Linked DNA regions of Mus musculus: all the other regions are linked to region 1. The links are chromatin loops, found by intact Hi-C in ENCODE. Cell type or tissue: heart. All regions are shown on one strand. Each heading gives the region's core, and the rest is flanking DNA. Links, peaks and the distances in the headings are about the cores only. Region 1 overlaps Chst11 (carbohydrate sulfotransferase 11). Region 2 overlaps Chst11 (carbohydrate sulfotransferase 11). Region 3 holds the start of Chst11 (carbohydrate sulfotransferase 11).

Evidence for each region. Peaks named below come from ENCODE experiments on the same cell type or tissue, not always from the same donor. Only the 100,000 strongest peaks of a DNase experiment are listed, where the experiment ranks them.
Region 2: it touches region 1 in a loop (2.0-fold over the local background); 12 of 42 quality-filtered maps call a loop at or near these places.
Region 3: a loop joins it to region 1, with 2.6 times the contacts of the local background. A loop is called at or near these places in 15 of 42 quality-filtered maps.

The regions. Positions count from the first base shown.
Region 1 is chr10:83,096,396-83,104,428 of GRCm38, forward strand. All of the region lies in intron 2 of Chst11 (carbohydrate sulfotransferase 11), which reads left to right. Among named protein-coding and RNA genes, the nearest start is that of Chst11, 110 kb to the left of the region's middle. In heart, for the core only: a CTCF peak has its summit at 3,500; DNase peaks (open chromatin) are centred at 4,682 and 5,124; H3K4me3 peaks cover 214 bases; H3K27ac peaks cover 198 bases.
Region 2 is chr10:83,194,667-83,202,699 of GRCm38, forward strand. Chst11 (carbohydrate sulfotransferase 11) reads left to right here. Exons shown (of 3, transcript NM_021439.2): 3 at 1-1,234. Among named protein-coding and RNA genes, the nearest start is that of Slc41a2, 140 kb to the right of the region's middle. In heart, for the core only: a CTCF peak has its summit at 3,504 (motif pointing left); a DNase peak (open chromatin) is centred at 3,485; H3K27ac peaks cover 700 bases.
Region 3 is chr10:82,982,606-82,990,638 of GRCm38, forward strand. It overlaps Chst11 (carbohydrate sulfotransferase 11), which reads left to right and starts at 2,892. Exons shown (of 3, transcript NM_021439.2): 1 at 2,892-3,377. The coding sequence starts at 3,260. In heart, for the core only: a CTCF peak has its summit at 3,370; a DNase peak (open chromatin) is centred at 2,676; H3K4me3 peaks cover 3,394 bases; H3K27ac peaks cover 2,560 bases; H3K27me3 peaks cover 478 bases.

The DNA of each region.
Region 1 (8,033 bases), core at 1,617-6,616:
AGGCGAGGCATGGGCCCAGCCTGGGCATGGGGCCATGGACCCAGATAGCAGAGCTGAGGCCATGGAGTGGTGTGGAACCCACAGTAGATGTGCTATAAGCATTTTCAGCTGGCAGTTTCCTTTCTTCAGAGTCTGGTGTCCGGCCAAGGCAGGAGAGGACTTTATGTCCTGGCTTGGAGCTAGGTTAAGCAGAAGTCACCTCTAAGAACTCTGCTGTTGGATGGTGGTTCTCGCTCCTTAGAGGTGTCCATCCAGCTGAAAATATTACACTGATAGATGCTACCGTGGTGGAGGGCTGGAAGGAGTCTGTGGTTACGTTCCTCACCCAGACCTGGGTGGCGTTTTCTGCAGTGCTCAGCACATTTTGCTGGTCCTATGGGTTCTTAAAGAATAAACAGAAAAAAAGGTCCCAGAAGAGAGAGAGCAGGAAAGGTGAGAGAAGATGTAGTGTTAGCACCCCTCCCCCCAAGTCCTGTGCACAGTGGGGACTCTTAAGAGGAAGAGGCCTTTGAAGACACATAAGATGCTAGGAGAGACTAGCATTGCAGAGGACAAGAGCAAACAGCAGGTGCTGGAGCCTGGTTGGAAGGGACAGGAAAAGCCTTTAGTCCCAGGGAGATTGGGTCATAGTGTTCATCTTGAGAGAGAGGAAGTGGAGGTAGGTGGGCATCGGGGTCGCAGGGAGACCCTCAATTCATGAAGCAGGTGTACCTCTGACTCAGCTGCTTGTTGAGTGGAAGGGCTTCTCTACAGCTGGAGCCCCCCAACATTTGGCCTCAGCACCACTGTCTGTAAAGTGAAGGCATTGTGTTAAACCAGTGGCTCTCAGTTTTGACCACGCATGAGATGTGAAGAACTGCCTGGAGCCTAGGTCTTTCCCCAGCGGGGGCTGACTTTATCCAGTCTAGGACTTTGCCAGCATGTCCGAGGTTATTGTTCTGGGCTTCCGAGTTCAGCAGCACAGGGCTGAAGGGTCCTCTAGGGCCTTCAGTTACAGACACTTTTGAGTCTAAAGAATAGGCCATCTTGTGTTCTTGTTTTAACAATACACTCAGGCTTGAAGTCTTTCCATATGGAGGCAAATGTTGTCCTAAGGATAAGAGGGTCCCTGCTTTCTGCAGCTACCCACAGAAACTGTGCCCCAGATAACACATTGGGACAAGTTCCCCCTTGAAAGGAATACCCCAGCCTGTCCTTTAGTAAGCGAAGGGGAAGGACCAGACATCAGATGAGGTTTCCAGAGATCAGTTGCATCTTCCAAATAATCAGGAAGGGGGAGGCTGTCTGCTTCAGCAGTTTGCTGTTTGCAGAGAATGTTGGGGGTGGTACCTGCCTAGGAAGGCCAGAAAGGGCAGCCATTGTTCAGCCCTAACTCTGCTGCATTAATCTCTTCATTAGCAGCCACCTGGTAAATGATGAGCCTGTCTCATTATCTTGCTTTGACCCAACAGCTGTCCACCAGCCAAAGAGGGATTGATTTAGTTGTAGACTGGCTCCTTCTGCAGGGCTATTACCGATAGTTGGCCCAGCAGAATGGCAGCTGGCTAGCAAAGACGAAATATTACATTAACCTGTCCCTACCTATAGCAGTCTCTTGAGTGCTACATTATTCATGGCAAATGACATTAGGCCAGCGAGGATCTCTACAAAGCCAGGGACAGTGGGCTGTCTTTTTTTTTTTTTTTTTTTTTTTGCCATGGTTAGCAGCTCTATTATATTCAAGCAAAAAGCTACCCGGTCACATATCCAATCAAGCTAGGACAGGTGGAGACCTGGAGGGAGATGCAATTCAGGTCATAGGAGAAGATTGGATGCTTGAAAGAACTGAGGGATGCTAACCCAGGTATATGACCTGCGGCCATTACCGGACCTCCTCCACAAACCTGGGCTTCCTCATCTGTAGAGAATTAGAGGAAAATGCCTGTCATGCAGGTTTCTGCAAGTCAAAGACCTCACATTCCAAAGGCTCATTCAGTTAAAGGCTTGCCTCACAAGTAGGAGGGTCTGAGTTCACTCTCCCCCCCCCCCCAACTCGGTAGAAGGTGGAGCACAGCAGCGCACACCTGCACTCAGAACTCAGGGTGCACAGACGGGCATCTCTGGGGCTTCCTGCCTCTGAGGACACTCAAATCAGGACAGAGTTAGGAGTCACTCACTAAGCGCACAGTCTGTTTTGATTTATGTCGCATCTCAGGCTTTTTTTCGAGCTAGAGACACCCATTTCCAAGACCACGAATGCCTCTGTCTCCGTGAACAGTCTATGTACAAACACGTCCACTGCACACAGGTCCTAGACAGTGAGCAGACACAGAGGCGTAGTTTGAAAAGCTCCTGTAGGTGTGTCTGCCACAAGCCCCCTCTGTGATCACCTTGGGAATGGGGGAGTTAACGAAGCCCCTCCCTCTTGAGGTGGTGCGTGCTACCTGTGAGTTGGTGGCTAACTCTTGCTGCCTCTGTAGGCCATTGTTCTGTTTCAGACACAGAAGATTCAGGAACGCCCCCTTCTTTGACACGATCTATGGAAATATGGCGAGGAAGTGATTGGAACTACTGGGATTTTTCTGTGGCTCTCTGTGCGAACAGAACCTGACATATTTCCAGTAGGAGAAGCAGCGTTGGGATGGCGGAGTGACCTCAGCCATTGCCAAACGGTAACACAGCTGGACAAGCTGCCATTTACCAAGAGTTATTTCCTGAATTACCCTCAATTAGGAGAGGCCTCTTCATCATTTGATTTTTCTGTAAATTGCACAACGCGGGCAGCTTCTGGGCCAATTGGAATTTGACCTCAGATGGAGGCCAAGTGTACCAGAGCCTGGCTTCTTGTCAAGCTCTGTGGGTGCTGCTCTGTATGTGTGTGTGGCGGGGAATGAGGGAATGAGGGGAGGGGTCTCGTCCTCCCTGGACGCACCCTGGGCACTGGAGGTCTCAGGCAAGCGGCTACATGTTTCTCAACACTGGAGAGTTTGCTTATAAAATAGGAATGAAAAAAAACATGCAAAGGTTTTAGCTTTTTCAGACTTACGTTTGAAAACATACAGAGTTCTGGGCACCTGGCAGGCAGGCCAGGCTTGTTTGCGTGATGTGCTATTGCTGCTGCTGCTGCTGCTGCTGCTGCTGCTGCTGCTGCTGCTGCTGCTCCTGCTGCTGCTGCTGCTGCTCCTGCTGCTCATTCAGAAGCGCCCTCCATTGGGAAACACTTCCTGCTTTTCTTCCTCTGGAGATTTTTCTGTTAGCCTAGAGCTACAAAGCAAACAGGTGAAATACATTTTAATCAGATGTTTTATCCAGCCCAAGGCTCTCAAAATATCATTTCTACCTGTCATTGGTAAAAAAACAAACAAACAAACAAAAAACCAAAGGGAGTCTGTGTTCTGATTTCCTTACGCTGTCTGGAATCAATTTTGTGTACTGGACCATGTGGCCATTGAAGTGACATCACTGTCATTGCTTACTGGTGTGTCCCTGGGTCATTTGCACTGGCTTCTTGAGGTAAAGAGCCCTCTAGAGGAAAGGGACTGTGTCTTGTGTGTCTGGAACCTAGCTGGCTTCCTAGCTAGGCATTGGCAGGGACTCTTCAGTGTGCATTGAATTAGGTACCTTTCTCATTTATTCTAATAATTTAGGAGATACTGCCTATCAAGCGGCCACCGAAGGCATGGTGGCTGGAGGTACCACTGGCTCATAACATCTGGGTGTCAGACAGAAAGCGGGGATAGTTTGGCTGGAAACCCTGCCAGACTGCACTTCGAGACCTGTCTTCTGAAAACTACTCGCTTCCTCCAGTGAGGCCCCATCTCTTAAAACTCCCACAGACACCCCACCCCCCAAAATAGTACCACCAGCTGGGAACCAAGTACCCAAATTCAGGAGCCTACTGTGGACATTTCACATTCAAAATCTAATATGAGGTATTGAGGTTCTGAACACAGCTGCTTTTTCCTGGGTCCTGTGAGCTCAGCATGTGACCAGACACATGTGTCTTAGTTAGGGTCACTATTGCTATGATGAGACGCCATAACCAAAGCAACTTGGGGAGGAAGGGGTTTATTCAGCTTATGCTTCCATATCACAGTTCATCATCAAAGGAAATCAGGACAGAAAATCAAGCAGAGCAGGAACCTAGAGGCAGGAGCTGATGCAGAGGCCATGGAGGGCACTGCTAACTGCCTTGCTTCCCATGGCTTGCTCAGCCTGCTTTCTTACAGAACCCAGGACCACCAGGAACAAAGGCTGGTCCCTCCAGCATCAATCGCTAATTAAGAAAATGCCCTACAGGCTTGCCTATGGCTGGGTCTTAGAGAGGCAGTTTCTCATTTGAGGCTCCCCTTCCCTGACAACTCTAGCTTGTGTCAAATTGATATAAAACTAGCCAGGGCTCTGGGGTTCAGGGAAGAAGAGTCCCTCTGCACTGGGGCTGGGGCCTGTGCATGACCCTCTAAGAGCCTAAGTGCAGGCTGGAAAAGAATGAGTACCTGGGGTGTGACAGCCCTCGCTGTGCCCTTCCTACCAGCCACCCAGCCACGATGACAGGTCTTCCACAGCACAGTTTAACTGAAGGTGAGGGCATTGGAGCCCAGGTTCTAACTCCATCGGGCTCTAACTCTTCCTGTCACTGGCAGGACCAGACCACCTGAGAGGGAATTCAGGATCTCGGGGGCGGTGCCGGGGCCGGGGCTTTGATTTCCTCATCTGGAAACCGGAAATGAATTACTTAACCTCAGTTAACCACACTGTGTCACACAGCAGTTAAGACTTGGTAAAGCCAGATGCCCCTGGTAAGGGAATTCGGGGTACTCTTTTTAATCTCCCTGAGCCCCAGTTTCTTAATCTGTAAAGTGTGTGTGTGTGTCTCTGTGTGTGTGTGTTAGGGGTGCTGTCAGTTTCTAGATCTCTGAGTTGTTCCAAAATGGAATGAGCTGATTTCTTTGAAGTCCTCAGAACAATAGCATAACATACAGCCAAGTTTAGCAGCCAGTATTTTTTTTTTAACTTTAAAGTCTTCCCATAGGGTCCTCAGAATACCTCTGTCCCCAGTGGGTGGATTCAGGGAAAAAAATGGGAGAGGGAGCCTACAAGTACAGTCCCCCTTCCTGGCTTGGCTAACTCTCCCTCAGACTCACACAGGCACTTTGTTGAGCTAGACTGAGCACTCCCAAGCCAAGAGTGTGTTTGCGGAGGCTAGAGACAATGTCTGACTCAGGGAAGTTGCAGGAAGCTAGCACTTCTATGGGTTTGGAACTTTTTTTTGTTTCCTAAAATAAAAATAAAAATGTTAGGCAGCTGTTTTTAGATGTTCCTTTTTTGAGCATTCCCGGCCCAGACATAGTAACCATGTGTAAGTTTCTTTTTGGTTCATGTTCCTTGCCCACAAGGGCCTATTTCCGTGTTCTGCTTGTTCTTCAGATGTCAATGGAGGTGGTTTGGCAGCCATCTTCCATTCTGGTAAAGCCCTACCAGTACTGGTGTTGGCAGAGTGGTGCTGATGGAGAGTTCTGGGTCTGTCCCCTCATTAACAGGAGGGACCTGCCAGTGAGAGCAAGCCCGAGCAGGCTGCAGGCAGGCCAGGCCTTGAGCTGTCCATCCAGAGAGGGTCTGTGGCCCTGGTTAGTAATGGGTTCACTGGGCTTCTGTTGGTGAGAGCGCTGGCTCTGTATAAGCTGTGCATAGTTGCTAGCTGAGCGAATGAGCGGCAAGGCTAACTCACACAGACAAGGCACAAAGCCCTGGGTTTGCTTCCCAATTCTGCAGGAACGACAGCATGGTGGTACAGACTTGTAATCGCAGCCCTTGGGAGGGGAAAGCAAAGGGTTCAGAAATGGAAAGTTATCATTGTGGAACCTGAGGCCAGCCTAGGCTACAGGAGACCCCGTGTCTAAACAAACAAGGTCCAGGGAGACGCTTGGTTGGGCAGTGTTTGCCACACAAGCATGAGGGACCTGAATTCAGATCCCTATCACATTGATTTTAAGAAGGGGGTTAAAAAGAAAGCTGGCGTTTCGTGTGTCTTGTGGTGTCGTAGGTGTGGGGTTTGGTGTGGTGCCCTGTGTTGCAATCCCAGCATCGGGGAGGTAGGCAAACAAGGATTCCCGCACCTCACTGGCCTGTAGTCCTACAGAATCTGTGAGCTTCAGGTTCGATGAAAGCCCTGAGGCTAAATAAGGTAAAGAATTCCAGAGGAAGGTACCTGATAGCAACCACCAGACACACACACACACACACACACACACACACACACACACACACACCATAAACCAAACAGAACGTCCATTTGTTCCTCTGGAGAGAAAAGTGAAACACAGAGACCCATGGGTTTTGTCAATGGGACATTTCTAGTTTCTCCTTCAACAGCAACCAGAAAGACGGTTGAGAAGGAACCTAGTTCACCCACTGCGTAGGGACAATGTGAATGGAAAGACCCCTCCCTCTCTTACTACAGCGCGAGCTCAGCCATGCACTCAGCAGGCAGCTCGGCAGTTCTGTGATTGACGTTCTCAAGGCCCCGTATTCCCGGGCTGATGGGCTTGCTTGCAGATCACGTCCTGATTTGTAGGGAAGTTGCATGCTAGAAAAACGAGGAGACTTAAAGGCTGTCTTGAGACTTGTCCTTCAAAGGTACAGCCTAGCCCCCCACCCCCAACTGTACCCGCGTCCCCCTCGGTCTCCTACTGGCCACGCTTGTGATTTGCATCCCCTGAATGGTACCTCTCGGTTCAGAAACCCAGTTGCATCTCTCTGAGATTGCTTTCCTGTGACAGGGATAAATGAGCCAGTGTTTGAGACCGGGTGACTCTTTGAGGCACTGGGGAGTTCACAAGCGGCTGATACCTAATTATTCCTGGTCTTGGGGGAAGCAGCCTGAAAGAGAAGCTAAGATGGCAGAGAAGATCTAGGCCTTTCCTCCGGGAGTGGCCTCCCTCCTGTGTACCCTTAGCTCACCAGGGAATGGGCAGGAGCATCCTCTGAGAGCTGTGTAGTCAGTGAATGGCTCGCTCACCCTTTTCTTAATGAGGACCAGCTAGAGAAACAGAAAGCCCTTGTTTATTTACTTGCTTGCTCATTCATTCATTCATTCATTCATTCATTTTACTACATATAATAAAATGTCGTTTTTCCTCCTTGAGCAAGAAAATAGTTGTTTTGAGTTATGAGGGAAAATTGGCATGAAGAAAATCATAGCAGTGTGATTTTCTTTGTGCTAATAATAAGGTAGGGAGGGGCTGGGAATGTAGTCTCGTTGGTCGCGTGCTGGCCTAGCATGCACCAAATTTTGAGTTCAGTCCCCAGCGCTACATAAAATGGGGCATAGCATAGTACAAACCTGCCATCCCCAGACTTGGGAGGTGGAGGCAAAAGAATGAGAAGTTCAGGGCCACCCTTGGTCACATTGTGTGTTTGAGATAGCCTGGGTTATTTGAGATCCTACCTTAAAATAAACACACACACACACACACACACACACACTGCAGAAATTCAAGCTTGAGTTCTCTGAGCAGGGTGGGAAAGTTATCAGTGAGATCTCTGTCTGTCTGTCTGTCTGTCTGTCTGTCTGTCTGTCTGTCTGTCTTGGTTATGATGCTATAACTACAGCAGAGGGGAGCCCAGGATAAGCATCTTATTAAGATAAGGCCTTGCTGAAAGCAACACAGGCAAACTGCTGCCATTTGTCATCCAATTACTGCGCAGGTGTGGTCGAGCCAGCAGTTAAGAGAGCCCTGTCTCTATCAGGATCCCCTTCCGTTTTTTTGCCCGCTTGTCCAAATCCAACACAAACCTTGGAAAGCCCTTCACTCCTGACCTCAGGCTTTGCTCGGGGGATCCTGGACAAAAGCTACAGGACACAGACAACTGTCTGGGAGGCACCTTCATCCATGCTGAGGCAGAGGACCCTAGGGAGAATCAAAAGCTGAGCAGCCTTCAAGAACCCTGGGCTGCTTACGCCCTCAGGGAACGGGAGGCGGGCATGCGTGCCTTCCCTGACCTAGACGCCGGTCATTAGAACCCAAGGTCTGTGGCTGATGACTTTCCAAGCC
Region 2 (8,033 bases), core at 1,457-6,456, 98 kb after region 1:
GAAAGGGGAGCTGCCAGCGTCCCAGCTCTGAGCCACTGTTCAAAGGTGCAGCTGTGTTTTAGGACTAGGTACAGGCAGAGTGATAAGGACATGCCTGCTTAGTGTACTCATTTATCGAGAAAGTTTAGACTATGAGCCACAGGGGTCCCTGCCTGCAGTCCCTATAGCCTCCCCCTGCCCCAGTGCCTTTCTCAGCTGGTCTGGGAATCAGGGCAGCCCATTGAGGGGGGCTCAGACAACCCTTTCTTCCTGGTTCTGGGAGTAAGGCTTTCTCTGCAGCCACAAGGAGAACATGGGAACCAGAAACTTCTCTTTGGTCAGCCCTTCTGAGCACACAGGTTTAGCCCATGCTCCAAGAATGCTCCTGAGCATTGTATAAGCCCCTAGGACTCTTAGCTCATGTGATAATGATTGCATTACTATCCTGCTTTAACTGACAAAACCACAGAGAATTTTGCTTGCTTTCCTACTCTCTTCCTCTGCCCAGGCCTCCTCCATACGTATACATACACACATGGGCATGTATACACACACATGCACAATAGACATGCACACACACATGCACACATGGGTATACATATACACACATGCACAATAGACATGCATATATACATATACATGCACACATTGATAGGCATACACACATGCACAGTAGACATGCACACATGGGTATACATAGACACACATGCACAGACATGCATACACACACATGCACACATAAATGTGCACACACACATACACAAATTGCCCAAGCCTGTGCACTCCTGGTACCCATGTCCCATCCTGGCCCACCTCTTTGTCAGCAGGACTGACTCCATCACTCCCTCAGGTTTTGCCCACCAGCACCCCCCAGCTTTCCCCCAGCAGAGCTAAACAGCCCCTCTGAATAGACAACAGGACCTTCTAGAAACAGCTGAACCCTTGGACAGCAGCAGGCAGATTTTGATCTGCTCTCATCAGGTACAAAAGGTGGTATCCGTATTCTCTTCTGAGCATGCTCAGTAAGCATATGGACATAGAATTTAACATCTCTGTGGAGTGTGTGTTTTTTACATATTTGTATGCAGTCGAGGAGGGCCTGTTGTAGAATTCTCTCCCTGTATCTTACTATACTGTTAAAGAAGCTGAATTCTATGTTGCCAACAGATGCGTGAAATGTTCCTCCAGGAAAAGCCATTCAAGCCTGATTATTTTTCTAAGTAACTTCAATTAAATTGAAGAAGAAAAAAAAAAAGCCAGAATCTGTTTTCTGTGTGTGGACTATTTTTGGTTCATTAATGAAAGACTGGGGAGTGCAGTGGGGTGGGCTGTGCCCTTCAGCCTGCAAGTGATCTGCTCATGTGTGTGAGTGTGGAGATGAGACTCTGCTAGTCATCCAGCCAGGGTGAAGCCCCCTTCCCCTCAGTGGCCAGGGTGGAGCTTGCTTGCCCCCAGTGGCCAGGTCCTCCTTGTTAAATGGGTGAATGGAAACTTTGCTTCATTCTGCTTTTCTCTAGAAGTCTCTGCGCACACTGGAAGATTCTCTGGCTAGTGTGGTCCTGCCTCTGTGTCAAGAGCGAGGAAATAAAGCCCCCCCCCCCCGTGGGTGGTGGCAGAGCCAATCCTCACAGCCTACACCCTGGCACTAGACCATGTCTCCCTCTGAGCAGATGTCCGTTCCTGCAACTAGGAAACCACAGAGCTGATCTGCAGACTCACCTCTGCTCCTCTCTGATGCGCCACATCACTTCCTGTGACTGGGACAACTTAAGGAATGAGCCTGTTCTGGCTCACGGTGTGAGAGATCCATAAGTCTTGGTGAGGAGGGTGTGGCAGTTGGTCACCTCGCATCCACAGCCAGGAGGCTTTCAAAGATGAAGGCTGGTGCTCAGCTCACTTTCTCCTTTTCATTCAGTTCAGAATCCCAGCCCAGGGCATGATGCTGCCCACAATGGCCGTATCATCTCAATTAACTCAGTCTGAAAACACCTCTCACATGCCGAGAGGTTTGTTCCCATGGTGACTCTAAATCTCCATCAAGTTGATAGTTAACACCACAGCTGGGCATTGTCTTGGTCTGCTTTCTGTTGTTGTAACATAATACTTGAGGTGGTTAAGTGATAAGCACATTTATTTGGTTCCTGATTCAGGTAATAGAATTGTGTAGAAAAAAAAGAGAGCTTTCGGGTCCATCGTGATATAACAGAAATGGGAAGAGAACGGCCACCTGGGGGGGGGGGGGATCCAGAAGGAAAGATGGACTCAGGAGCCAGCTTGAGAGTCCCCATTCCCTTTGATGGCTTTATTACCACCAGATACAGATCTTAAGGTACACGCTCATTTGCTATCCAAACCCCAGAATCTTCTAGCTTTGTTGCCAGGACACTTTTCCATGTTTTTATACACACACACACACACACACACACACACACACACACACACACACACAAAATCCCACTTGAAAGCTGTTTCTAAAACCCAAATCTCAGAAAAGCCACACAGAACAGCTATCAGTAAAACAAAAGGAAGGGATACTTGGCGGGCTGGCAAGCTCGGAATTCCAGCACTCACTGAGGCAGGAGGATTGCCCTGAACTGAACTTAAGCCTGAACAAAATGGTATTACATTGCTTAAAAAACTGTGTCTCTGTGTGTGTGTGTGTGTGAATATGTGTGTATGTGTGACTGTATGTATGTATGTGTGAGAGAGTATGTGTATGTGACTATGTATGTATGTGTGTGAGTGTATTTGAGACTATGTATATGTGAGTTATGTGTGTGAGTGTGTGTACTATGTGTGTATTGTGTGAGTGTATTGGTGTATGTGTATGAGTGTGAATATGTGTGTGTATGTGTGAGTGTGTATATGTGTGAGAGTGTGAGTATGTGAGTGTGTGTGTGAATGTATATATGTGTGTATGTGTATGAGTGTATGTATATATGTGTGTAAGTGTGTGAGTGTGTCCGTCAGAGATCAGCTTTGAGTATCATTCCTCAGATACTACCCACCTTGTATCTTGGACAGAGTCACTGGGCTCACCAGTTTCAGCTAGGCTGGCAGGCTAGCCAGCCCCAGAGCTGGGATTACGCGTGCACACTTCTGTGCCCTGGTTTTTGTTTTCTCACATGAGTGTTGAGGTCTAACTTTCATCCTCATCCCTGCTTAGCAAGCACTTGACTGAGTCCTCCTACTCAGCCCTTGATTCTGTTTTCAGACACACCATGTATGGTTCCTGATGAGTCCACTCATCTGGCTGTCTTTGCCACCAGCAGAAGAGCTCACACCATGCCCAGACCTCAGGGCTTAGTCACCTCAAAGGAGGCCCGCTAAGCAGACTGAATGTAACTTCGCCATCTAACCCAGCCCTGACCCTTCACGGCCACTGTGCAGGTCCATGGGATGCCGAGCAGACTAAGACCTTCCTGGCTTCATCTTGAGAGAAGTGCTGAATGGCTTGTTTGCAGCCAGTCAGTCAGTAGGAAATTCCGATGGTGTCACTGGCGCCCTCAACTGGACACTGCAGGAAGTGCAGCGACTGCGGCTTGTGTGGGCAAAGCCCTCCCTCCTGGCCTCGCCCCCAAGAGACAGGTACAGATGATTAGGGAAAAGGGCAAAGTGCCCCATCTTGAGAAGAGGTAGATTTTCCCAAAGTATGACTTTCCAACAGTCTTTTAATAAGAACATTTTATAATAGACACACAGATAAATAAAACAAAAAGGGTTTTTTTAAGAGAGGAAGAATTAAGCCGGGCGTGGTGGCGCACGCCTTTAATCCCAGCACTCGGGAGGCAGAGGCAGGAGGATTTCTGAGTTCGAGGCCAGCCTGGTGTACAAAGTGAGTTCCAGGACAGCCAGGGCTACACAGAGAAACCCTGTCTCGAAAAACAAAACCAAAAAAAAAAAAAAAAAAAAGAGGAAGAATTAGTTTATACCCAAATTCAAGTAAGAAATCAAAGTATATACTTCCTGTATGGTGTGCCAGGGAGACAAGGAGCATCTTCATTCAAAATATGGAAATAAAAAATAACCTCCGCATTAATGAACTGCTGCTGTTCCTCCTCCTCCTCCTCCTCCTCCTCCTCCTCCTTCTTGTTTGTTTTCTCCTGGAGCCCAGGGCTTGAGCTTGCTATGTATCAGAAGATAACCTTATGCTCCTGATCCTTCTACCTCCTCTTGCCCAGTTCCTGGAACTACCAGGCATACAGTCCACGGCTAAATTTAGAATTGAACCCAGGGATGAGGCGCATGCTGGCCAAGTGCTCTGCGGCCAGGCCACACCCACAGCTCTTCCGCAATATTTTTAAGGTGATAGTACATCATGGTGGAGAAAAGACAAAGGCTCAGGATCTTTCCCATTGGCATGAAGGAGCCGGGCCTAGTCAGGCCCTTTACCTTTTGGGTTAAGTCAGAAACAGCCACTGCCTGGAACCAAGCTGAAGACAGAAAGAACAAACTGTCCAATGCCAGAATGGGCTCTGGGTGTGGACCTTAAGGTCCCTGAAGAGCCACTCTGCCCTCGTCCCAAATGCCTCAAGGGATCTTAAAATGTTTGCTTTCAATGTGGCTTTTTCCAAATTATGTCTGTCTGTCTGTCTGTCTCTGTGAGTGTGTGTGTGTGTGTGTGTGCGCGCGCGCGCGCGCGCGCATGCGTGCATGTTGTGTTTGGATATAAGTGTGTGGGTGGATTTGGACACACGTGTATCACAGAGCACATGTGGAGGTCCGAGGTCTGCCTCAGGAGTCACCCTTGCCATCAACCTTGTCTTGGAAAGAGTCTCTCTTTGTTCACTGGTGCACACACCATGCTAGCTGTCACATGTGCTCTTAGAGCCTCGGGTCTCTGCCTGCCATCTTACCGTGGCTGCTCGGGAATTCCAGGCTCATGAGTGGCTCTGTGAGTCTCTGCCAACAATTGAATGGTGACGTAAGTATAGGAGAGTTTAGCTTGGAATCCCATTTGGTTTTGGGTTATGCATGCACATGCACGTGCTCGTGCACACACACACACACACACACACACACACACACACACACACACACACACTGCAACCTAGTTCACTTGCATATGCTATATATACTAACTCCTCTCCAAAATGCACCTAGCAACCTCAGGAGACCCTCCTCACCCCCCTCGCATCAGGTTCCAGGCGCTCACAGCCCTGAACAGTAGCACAGATTTTTGCCACTCCAGGTAACAAGCAAATTTAGTCACTTTCTATTCAAGTGTATTCCCAGTGTATCTATATACAAAGAACAGAAGGGATGATCTGGTCTGAACTGGTTTGGGTTACATGCACAGTAAAGCAGAAATGTATCCTCAAACCTTTTAGGGAGAAGCCCCTACTTAGCATCTTATGCCTATGCATACTTGGGTGTGCATAAGATAGAATGCATTATGGGAAGGGGCATGTGTAGTGGGGAAAATGAATATATGACCTAACCTGTCAATCAGAATAAAGAACCGCCCAAATTAACCCCCTTAGTAACCAGCCCCTCTCCTTAGCCCCAGAGAGTAACAGAGTTTGAGTTCTGTCACTCAGGTGGCCTGCTGTCAATTTTAACAGGACATCCCTCTATAATCTACACTCTGAATAAAGCTATCTTGCTTCTCTGCAAGTCTATGCGAATCCATCCCTTATTTTCAATTCTTTGCATTAGAGGCCAAGAATCTGGAAACACTTGGACAGGACTCCAGCTACCAGAGACATGGGGATCCAGACTCAGGCTGCCAGGCTCGCCGCCTGGCTCGTACTTCCCTCACTGAGATCCCAACCCCCAAATTATGTATTTTCTCCTTTGTTATTAAATTTTCTGTATTTACGTGTGTGACGGTTTGTGTGTGGATGTCAGAGCACAAGTGGAGGGAGTGGGTTCTCATTCTACCATGTGAGTTCTGGAGATGGAACTCATTAGGATTGGCCGCAAGCCCCCTGGCTCACTGAACCATCATGCCAGGCAGCAAGCTATGTGTTTTCATAAGAAAAGCTGGCCAAGAGGGAAGCAACCTTTATGCATTAGTGCATAATTTAGTATAAATCGTGCAGGGTGATCCGTGCTTTCCATAGAAACAAGTAAGGCGAAGGCATGGGCGCTTTCTTCAGATAAGAATTCAGATTAGGATAGTTAACAACTGCTACAACCCACTCATCCCAACAGCAAAAGAGAGGGGATTGACCCCAGATCTGGTGACCCCAGAGTTCACAGGTATTATGTGTCTTTAGTGAGCTGAGATTTAGAAGGAGGAGGAAGAGGAAGAAGGAGAAGAGGAGGAGGAGGAGGGAGAAGGAGAAAGAGGAAGAAGAGGAGGAGGGGAGAGCGGGAAGAAGAGGAAGAAGAGGAGGAAGAGGGGGAGGGGAGGAGGAGATCCGGGAAGAAACAGGAATAGTCGAACCTGAGCTATGGGGACAGAAGCTGGCCAGCAAGTTGACAGACATCGTCAACATGGGATAACATAAGAGAACCGGCAGAAAAAGGACAACATTCAGGCTAAAACAGACACAGAAAGCTGGGCCATCTTCCAAACAAAGGCCCAGCCTTCAAAAACTATCGGACTGGTCATTACCAGATGTAGACCAAGTATTCAGAAGGGCTAGACTTATATAAAGCCAATGACAAAGTGGAAGTCATGGGGTGGGGGTGGGGGTGGGGCATGTCCCAGGGACTGTTAAATGGCAGGGTGAGCTATAAGTATCTTGTGCTATTGGCCAGCAGCACCTGCAAAATATTCAGGGCAGCAGCTCAGGGGGAAGACACCATGTCCAAGTCACCTGTCCCACAGGAAAGTCACACTGTGAGCACTGTGGGGACAGCGCCATAGGATGAGTGGCCTTCCAAAACCAAGGTGAGAAAAAGGCCAGTGGGCAGTGGGAATGTCTTAGACACGCTTAGCCTTAGTTGCCCACGGTCTCCATGAACAGAGCTCGCTCTGGGTGGAGCTCCCTGTGGGTAGACCCAAGCCATTGTACACCCCTGTCCTCGGGCAGATCTGTGAGCAGCAGAGAGTCTGGGACGTCCCCAGCTTCCCTCCACCACCATTTCCAGGAGCTGGCATCTGTGCAGAGAGAATTGTTCACTCACTCAAAGGCAGGGCATCCACCAAGGTCAGACCCATTGCCAGGGGCAGAGAGCATGAAAGACTTAGACTCTTCATCAAGGACGAATGCAGACATCTTCCCAGATACTAGCACACACACCCCCAACCTTTTGATATTCAGACATAATGTTCTCATGTACGAAGTTCACACAGTAAGCCACACAATCAGATCACACACACACACACATACACACACACACACACATGGCAAAAAACTGGTAATGTTTTAGGTAAGTTTCTGATTCTGCATTAAGCTGCATTCAGAGTTGTCCTGACCCATGTGGGTCTATATTAAAGGATTGCTGATTTATACACAGACAAAATACTAAATTCTGCTTAGGAAAGACTGGCCCAAGGGGTGGAGGGAAGGTAAAGTGATTGGAGGAATGATCCTCAACCAAACGGGATCTGGGACCCCTACAGACCAATCCCCACAGCAAATAACTGCCTGGCACCCAGGGTCAGGAACAACCAGGCTGGGGGGCCTGAGTTCCTACAGTAATCAAGAACACAAGTAGATGGAACCCCCTGGTTCTCAGGATCTGAGAAGAAGGAGGGGCAGGGAGAGTTGCCATGTGACCACCTGGAAAGGTAGTGCCTGTGGATGGGAATTACAAGCAGGAACCAGCTGAGGGATGTGGGCTATGGAACTTGATGAGTGAAGACCAGCATTTGGGGCCATAAAGGAGAGGTTCTCGGACCTCACAAAGGATGCTCTGTGGGCCGTGGGTGCTAACGTTTACTGTTTCGGACACTATCCAGCCCCGCAGTGTTTTAAGTTCCATGGGACGATATGGACACATTCCCATTTGCTGGCTGGGAGTACGGATCGGAGGTAAAGCTCTGACTTTAATGGAGAAGGACACCTCGCACTGTTGCCTATGCTTCAGAAACCTGGGGATGTGCAGGGTCCGGAGCAACGAATCTAACTGCACAGGTTGTACACTGCATAAAAATCCAG
Region 3 (8,033 bases), core at 1,165-6,164, 110 kb before region 1:
TTCTCAAGCCTTGCAAAGGGCACCATTCTAGAACAACATCTTTCAGCCTTTGAGTTGCAACCCCTTTTGGGGCTGCTTTGGAATACCGGGAGACACAGATATTTACACTGCAATTCATACCGGTAGCAAAATTGTAATTATGAAGTTCCAACAAAAATAATTTTATGGTTGGGGATCACCACAACATGAGGAGCTGTATTTAAGGGCTGCAGCATTAGGAGGGGTGAGAATCTCTGTTCTAGTAATGCTGCTTCACCTCGTCTGCAAGACACATCCAAGGTACAGCCCTGCTGCCCATCGCAGTAGATAAACAGCAGCTGTTGGTGTAGCCCAAGTGCTTTAAGGCACCAAAAGTAGGGATTCTCTGTCATTGCCATAGAACCGTGCCTGTCTTAACAGATATGTTGGGAAAACAAAGCTGACTTATTTTATTTCGCTGGAGCAGAGACTGAACCCAGGACCTCATGCACGTTAGCCAAGAGCTCTACCACTGAGCTAAAGCCAAAGCCCAAAGCCTGGCTTTAGAAGCAGTCGTCTTACTTTGGGTCATCACTGAAAAGATACAATCTTCTTTTTTTTCTCCACATCTTATCAGTTGATTGTCCTTTTTCTTGTCAATGTCAGTAAGGTAGCACAGGCAAAGGGGAAATAAGTTTTTGTTAGACCAGGGACAGAAAGAAAGTGGAGACTTCCTTTGCAGTTGGTAAGTTTACAGCTTGACATGGGACTAAGAATCAGAACCTCTCCACTGACTACAAGTATGCTGTGGACAGCAGGGTCATAGCCTGTTGCCATTGGCTATGACCGTACACCTGAGAGGGTTCTACCTTACCTTCCTAGTCTAAGAGATAAATACCTCGCCATTTGTGACTTCCACCCGCTGTGTGCCAGTTGTACTGGGTATCAGAGTGGGATGGAGGGAGAGGAAGTCACCTTGATCCTTCAGGAGAGTTCTGTCTATAGGGCACAGTGGCTGGAGGTGGGGTCGGATCTGGAGCACAGAGGAGGAAAGAGAAGCCCAGTGAGAAATTAGGGGATACTTCCTGGAAGACGTGGCAAGTCACTGGCACAGCCTCTTCCGATTCTGTATGTTGGGCCAACCCAGATTTTGAGGATGCAAGCATGGATACCTGGCAAGGCTCTCCGTCCTTCTCCGGCACATGGTTCAACTCAATCTTCCAAAACCCCCAAAGACTCACATTTCTCACGTCTTCCTTGGGTGTGTGACTACCCAAACTGGCTTATTATGAATGTCCAGGCTCAACAGTGTGGTTTTCTGCCTTGGGCAGAAAGATGATGGAATGAAAGGCATGCAAATCCCTCTTCATCGTGCTTTGGTTAAAGAAGATAATGGCACGCCTGTAATGAGCAGCCCTGCAGGCCCTCTGGGGGATATGCCCCTACAAGGGGTCCATCCTCCCACCCAGTGCACTAGGAGGAGACTATACAGCAGTGCCTACTCACATCATGTGGGGACTCCCTGGGGAGTGGCTTGTATTGGAGCATGTATATCTCGGCCACCTCAGCAAGCAACTCATTCATAAAGGAGCAGCAAAATAATACTGGCTACATAAATATCTCCCTGTAATTGACTCTTGTCTGAATCACAGGAAGCCTGCGGACTTTCTCTGCTGAAGGGAAAACTTCAGGAGAAGGAAGAGGAGGTTTGGAGGCGTTTCTGGATACATGTATCAGAAAGCAACTTGTGAGTCTGTCAAATGTGAGGGGAGGATAAGGCCCATTACATTCAGATTCGACAAGAATTTATCAGTGCCCCTGTGAAGAGACACATTCAAAGGTACAATGTCTTATGGAATCCAGCATTCTGTAAATGCATTTAATGGTAAAGTAGAAAGGTCAGGCTTTACAATAACCCTGCTTTCCTGGCATAAAAGTGATCTCCTTATCATTGACCCGCGTCCACCTTATTGATCCTTGGCCACCCAAATGCATGGAGCTGAGCATTTAACAACATTTTACACAATGCAGGTAAGCAGCGCCATCTTTCTCTCTACCTGCCAAGGCTAAGCTGGCTTGGATCTCCCCCTCCCAGCCTCCACTCCCAACACTTTGTTGGACTTTTAGGGGCGTCTTTTCACATCCGTCCGACTGATTCTCATACACTTCGAATAAATTACAGAAAGCTGTACCTTTTGGTGAAACAGTTTTAAAAGCTACAAACCCGCTTTGCCCCGAGGGGTGCGGGTGAGGGCACGTGTCAGAAAGGCTAGCAGCGGCAGTCACCAGATCCTGGGATGCCGGAACAGTTTCCCTAACCTTGACTTTAAGTCCGCTCTCTTTAACCTCTTTGCAAAAGCAGCCCTCAAGCTGAGCTGTCCTTTGAAAGAAAAACGGAACTGCCCAGTTTTTGATCAGTATGAGAAGGGCATCCGCTCTTAGGGGAGCGTGGGGCAACTTCCCCTGCTAAACCGCCCAGGGATTGTAAATGGTCGCGTGTCAGCAGGGCTCCTGTTTGCCTCTGTCACCTAACCTGCTTCTCGCCACACCGGAGAACGGGTGGCAGCACTACAGCATCTTATTCATGGTTTTCCCCCATCCCGGTTGTGTCATGGAAACGTTCACGCAACCTCGAGACAGCGGCCCAGCTCCGCCCAGGGACTGAGGGCTTTTGGGACCCTGCGGGAGCGTGCTGCGCACTCCGGACTCCCCGGGAAACAGCTGGACGCGACCACGTCTCGGGTAGGGGCGGGGGGAGGCGACGCTCCGCCCCGGCGCGGCCCCGCCCTCCCCGCTCGCCGGCGCCCTCCCCTCGCCGGGGGCTGCGAGTTGCGTTTGGTAAAACCCAGCCCTGGAATATATAGATCACTGGAGCGCAATGAAGTAGCTTTTGGCGAGGGAGGGAGGGAGGGGGGCCTGGACAGTCACAGAGGCCAGTGCACGGCGGCGGCGGCACCTTCCTTCTCGCATCCCGGTCGCCCGGCCCGTGAGGAGGCAGCGGCGGCCGCAGGCGCCAGCAGAGGAGGCGGCGGAGCATCGAGCAGAGGCGAGGCGGACCGGCAGGAGCGCGCGGCCGGAGCCACGCATCCTCACACTTGCACACCAACTCCTGCGCCTTTCACCCTCTAGACCAGAGTCGGGGCCTCGGAGAGCCTCGGTGAAGCTAGCGGGAGCCAGCTCCGGAGCCCAGCCAGCTCTGTTCTGAGCCTCCCCGGTGCTGGTACCCCCGCGGCGGGGTCCCCGCTTCTGCGCTCGGGACGCGCCTCCCGGACAGCCGGGTCCCCGCGGCCAGGACAAAGCCATGAAGCCGGCGCTGCTGGAAGTGATGAGGATGAACAGAATTTGCCGGATGGTGCTGGCCACTTGCTTCGGATCCTTTATCTTGGTCATCTTCTATTTCCAAAGTATGTTGCACCCAGGTAGGGGGCGCGTTAGCGTGGTTTTGTTGGATATTTTCTCCTCTCTCGCTCTGCTTTCTGCTTCTTCCAACCTCACCTCTTCCCTTCGGCCTCTTCGGGGCTCTTTACTGCCGGGATCCGCGGGTCACGGAGTTGGGATGGGAAGAGAAGGTGCGCTTCCTCTTCCTCCCATCTCCAGGCTAGAGGTTGAGACTGCAAGGAGAGACAGCGGCGCGTGTTGTTGCCTCCTTTTTCTTTTCTTTTCTTTTCTTTTTTTCTTTGTGTCTTGTCTATTGGCTAGGTGGCATAGAAAGGTAGGGCTTGTTGGAAGCTGCCCGGGTTGATGGGAAGACTACAAAACTCTGTCCGGGTTGCTGCTGAGGGCTGAGGTGAAGCAGGCGCTGGCAGCCGGCTGTTCTGCGCCAGGCAGCGCTGCCTCTTCCTGGTTGGGGACCCCCGGGCGAGTGGTGCACGCCCCGGCTGGGTAGTGAGTCCCTGCAGCCGCCTGGGAAGCCCCAAGCCCAGCTACCACGTGTTCCAAGCTCAGCAGCAGAGCAGGTGTGGGGACAGAGTGGGTAGGTTCCCTGCTCTTCTCTCCATCGGGGGAGATATTTTGCGAAAACACCCCAGGGTCCAGCACGGTGGTGACTTTGCAGCTGTTGCTCCTGGGCCTGGTCTACCATCTCCTGGCCCCAGACCCCCCAGCTAGGAACTCCAGAGCCTTTGGGCTGCACTTTGACCATCAAAGCTCTTGGAGATACTTTGTGCAGTTTCATCCCTTCTTCTTGGGTTCTGAGCATTTAGAGACTTCTGCAGCACAGGAACGAATCCTTCCTCACGTCTTCTCTGGCTTAGGCTAAATACCAAGTCTCCTATCAGGATAGGCAGGGCCTAGGCACCCCTCATCCCGGGGGTCCAGAAGGAAAGTTTGGTGCTAGAGAAGAGAGGGGCGCCCTGGAGTGCTCTGGCCGGGCTGTGCTGCATGGTTTAGAAGCCCAACAGGTAGGACTTTCTAAGACGGTTCTGTATGTGGCCACCCAGCCTTAGACTTGGGAACCCCTTTCCCCATTTCTTCTGGATCAATAGACCTGTACTGGGTCACCTTGACATATTTTGACTCCTCAGAGTCGCTACAATAATCATTTCCTTTCCTAATAGCAGGGAGGAAGGGGGTGGGGTGGAAACACGTATCTTTCCAGGGAAATAAGGCTGTTTTTTTTTTTTTTTTTTTTTTTTTTTTTTTTTTTTGCCTCCCGCCTTCTTTACGTGTATAGCTAACACTTTCAGTAGACTCAGCCGCGAATTCATCAAGCCAGACAGAGCCGTAAAGCTGTTCCTTGCATCAAACAGGCAGGGATTCCTTGACAGCGCAGGGACAGACTGGCCTCTCTTCCTTTTGGGGCTCACAACAGTTGTTAAGGAGGTCTGGCTGCCAAGAATATGGTCTTGTGCTACCCGGACACCCCAGCCAGTCCTGGTAAAAGATGGCTTTTGTTTGCAGCTCATATTTTTAGTCTAATGTCAGCAAACTCCTTACTCAAACCTGTGGTTGTGAAACTTGTGAGAGAATTTAAAAATGGACTTTGCTGGCATTCTGGGTTGCAAGAGGGTGGGACCAGACACACGGGCATCTCAAGAGTGCCAAGCTCCAGGGGCCACCCAGAACCAAGCCAGAGGGCTAGAGGACAGGCTGGTATGCAGATATAATGAAGCTAATGCTGTTTAAACAAAGGGCCCAGTGATTTGGTCTAGACTTCAGAGCTGTGTTCAGGCCTATTCAAGTTTTGCTGGGATGGTGCGTGCCCGGTAATTCTCAGCAGAAGTGCTTAGACCAGGAGTGTATGGAAGGAATGTACGTGAACCTCTGTGCACCTGTAAGTTGTCCATCAGAATTCCCTTAGCATGAATCCTGTGGTGAACTACGAAATAAGCTTTACTCAAGACACGGAGGAAAAAACTCACAACCTGTAGCCAGGGCCTTGCGTTTCCAGCTTTCTAATCATCAGAATTTAACTTATCAATTGACTTGGAAGTGGCTGTAGGGTTTTTTTTTTTCAGTGTAGCCTTCTGGAACTTTTAGCCTTGTCCAAGCCTGTGGGTCACTGAATACTGTCTTTGATCCTGCTGGGCCCTTCCCTTCCTGGTCTCCTTTCTTTTCACTAAATGACATTTGTTTATAATTCATATCACCAGGAGCCTGCTTTTGCTGAGCCCTCTTTTAGTGCCAGGCAAATGCAACTTTCAAGACATCGACCTGGATACGAACCTACAGACGTTTGATTGAAAGTTCTTACTTGAAATTATACATAGTGCCGCAGAACTCCCTGTCAGTACTAGTAATATGGGCATAAATTTATGATTTGGAAACAGTGTTGTTTTTTTTTTATCTCTTGTTTTTTTTCATTTTGTTAATATCTATGGTTGATAGTTGAGATCAAATCGTTTTTTTTTTCTGCTTTGAATTTTTAAAAAAAGATTCTAAGAGAAGATTTATTTTAAATTACTCCCTCCCTTGCGTGTGTGTGTGTGTGTGTGTGTGTGTGTGTGTGTGTGTGTGTGTGTGTGTGCAGTGCCCATGGAGGTCAGAGAGTGTGTTGGATCCTCTGGAACTGGAGTTACAGATGGCTGGGAGCCACCTCTGTGTGAGTGCTGGGAATTGAACCAGGGTCCTGTGGGAGAGCAGTGTCCTTGACTTCGAGTTGTTTCTCTGACCCCTTAAGAATTTTTATTTTTATGTGTGGGGGTGGGGTGGAACCTACATGTGTGTGCATGTTATATGTGTGCAGGTGCCTACAGAGGCCAGAAGAGGGTTTGAACACCCTAGCGCTGGAGTTAAAGGTTGTTATGAGCCACCAAATGTGGGTGCTGGGAGCCAAACCTTGGTCTTCAGCAATAGCAGCAAACTCTCCTACCTGGAGAACCTGCTCTCGCACACCCCCACCCCCCCTTGAATTTTAAAGTGACGAGTCTGTGAAGTCCCCTGGTTACAGTCAGTCTTTTTACCTGGGGAATCTCTCGGATCAGATCTGAAGCCCTCTGGCAAGGGTTCTCTGGATTCCTGTCTGTGAGATAGAAAAGCAGTTCCGTGAAGGAGATGAACTCTTAAGTTTCCTTGCTGGCTGGAGGGTATGCGGGAGGGAAAAAAATGAAACAAAACAAAAAACAAAAAACAAACAAAAACCAAAAAACAAACAAACAACCCCACAAACTCTGCCTAGCTCTTAGGCTGGCAAATGCCTCCTGACATTCTAGTCTGAAGTCCACTGTCTTTTGTATTTTTCTAGCTCATAAGCTTGGGTAATTGCGAACTTGAGTAATTGGCCATCCGTTACACCACTTAGAGTTTAGTAGGAGTGGGCTATGGTCAGTTAGGCAGTTTTCTTTTGAAACCCTCAACCTCCTGAGTTAATAATCTTCATGAAGTTCTTTTATTTATTTATTTATTTTTATTTATTTATATCTTTTTTGGTCAGGAACAGGGTTTTAGGCTTCTCTCTAGTCTGGGTGTTTTATACAGGGCCTAACACATAGAGGCCTTTCCATAAACTATTTGCTAGCTGAATGGATGAAGTAGTTGACCCTTGTCTCTAGCTCCAGGAAGCTCTAGTTCAGGGCTGGTCAGCAGCAGCAGCTGGCTTCTCCCTCCAGCTCTGCTGCAGGGCGTGCCTGGGCATTCTCAGACTCCTAGTTCTCTGGTGACTGGACCCAGTTTAAACTTGTTAATATCGGGGCTGACTGCACGGCTCCCGAGGCACCAGGCCCCGAAGATCCTTCTCTGTGTCCTGGATAATGGGGAAGGGTGGTCTCAATTAGCCACTGACGTACAGAAATCCATGCTCATGACGGACACCTCCGTGGGTGTGAACTTCTGAGCTGGAGATCAGAGTCACATGCCTGCTTCTTCACCCGAGTGAGTCCCTCTGTGGATACAGCCTGTGGAAGTCCATCCCCTCCCATTAAAATGTCTCCCATTGCCTGCCCAAGACAGCGGGATTATCCTTTGATGGAGCCGTGTCACGTCTTGCAAAGCTGGGAGTCCCAGGCGGTACTTTGTGAGGGATGCTTCTTCACCCCACCCTCTGTGTTTCTCACTAGGATTGTGGTTTTTATTTAAATGCTGCGGTTCCTGGAGAAGCCTGCCAGGGAGGAGTCTCTGTCTTGCTTTCTTCTTCTGCAGTGTATTCTCTGGAAGTCACCTGGGAGTTCGTTGCCTAGGTTGAATGTATGGGAAGAGTACAGCCTTAATTTAAAGACGCCATTGGGTCAGGCTGAGCAAAGACTGCATCTGTGAGCACGACTTTAATCTCTGATCTGTACATTTGAGATGTATAGAAGGGAGACAAGTCTCCATCCTTCGCCACTCAGAGGCGCCTGGTTTGTTTGGTTTTTTTTTCTCTCCATAGTATAGAATGCATACATAGGCTGAACATCCCTTACCAGAGATTATGAAACCCAAGGGGTGCTAACATTTGCAAGGTTTTGAGAGCCACCATGGCAACTCGAGTGGAAAATTCCACACCTGATTTCACATGATAGGTCATAAGTCACAACACAGGAGACTGAAGATGTGTGGGGGTCACCTCAGGCTGTGTGTTTAAGGGGACTGCGGCACACAGATGAATGGTTGGTTCATCTTGGGTCCAGTCCCCAAGATACCTCATTTTACATTTGTAGATC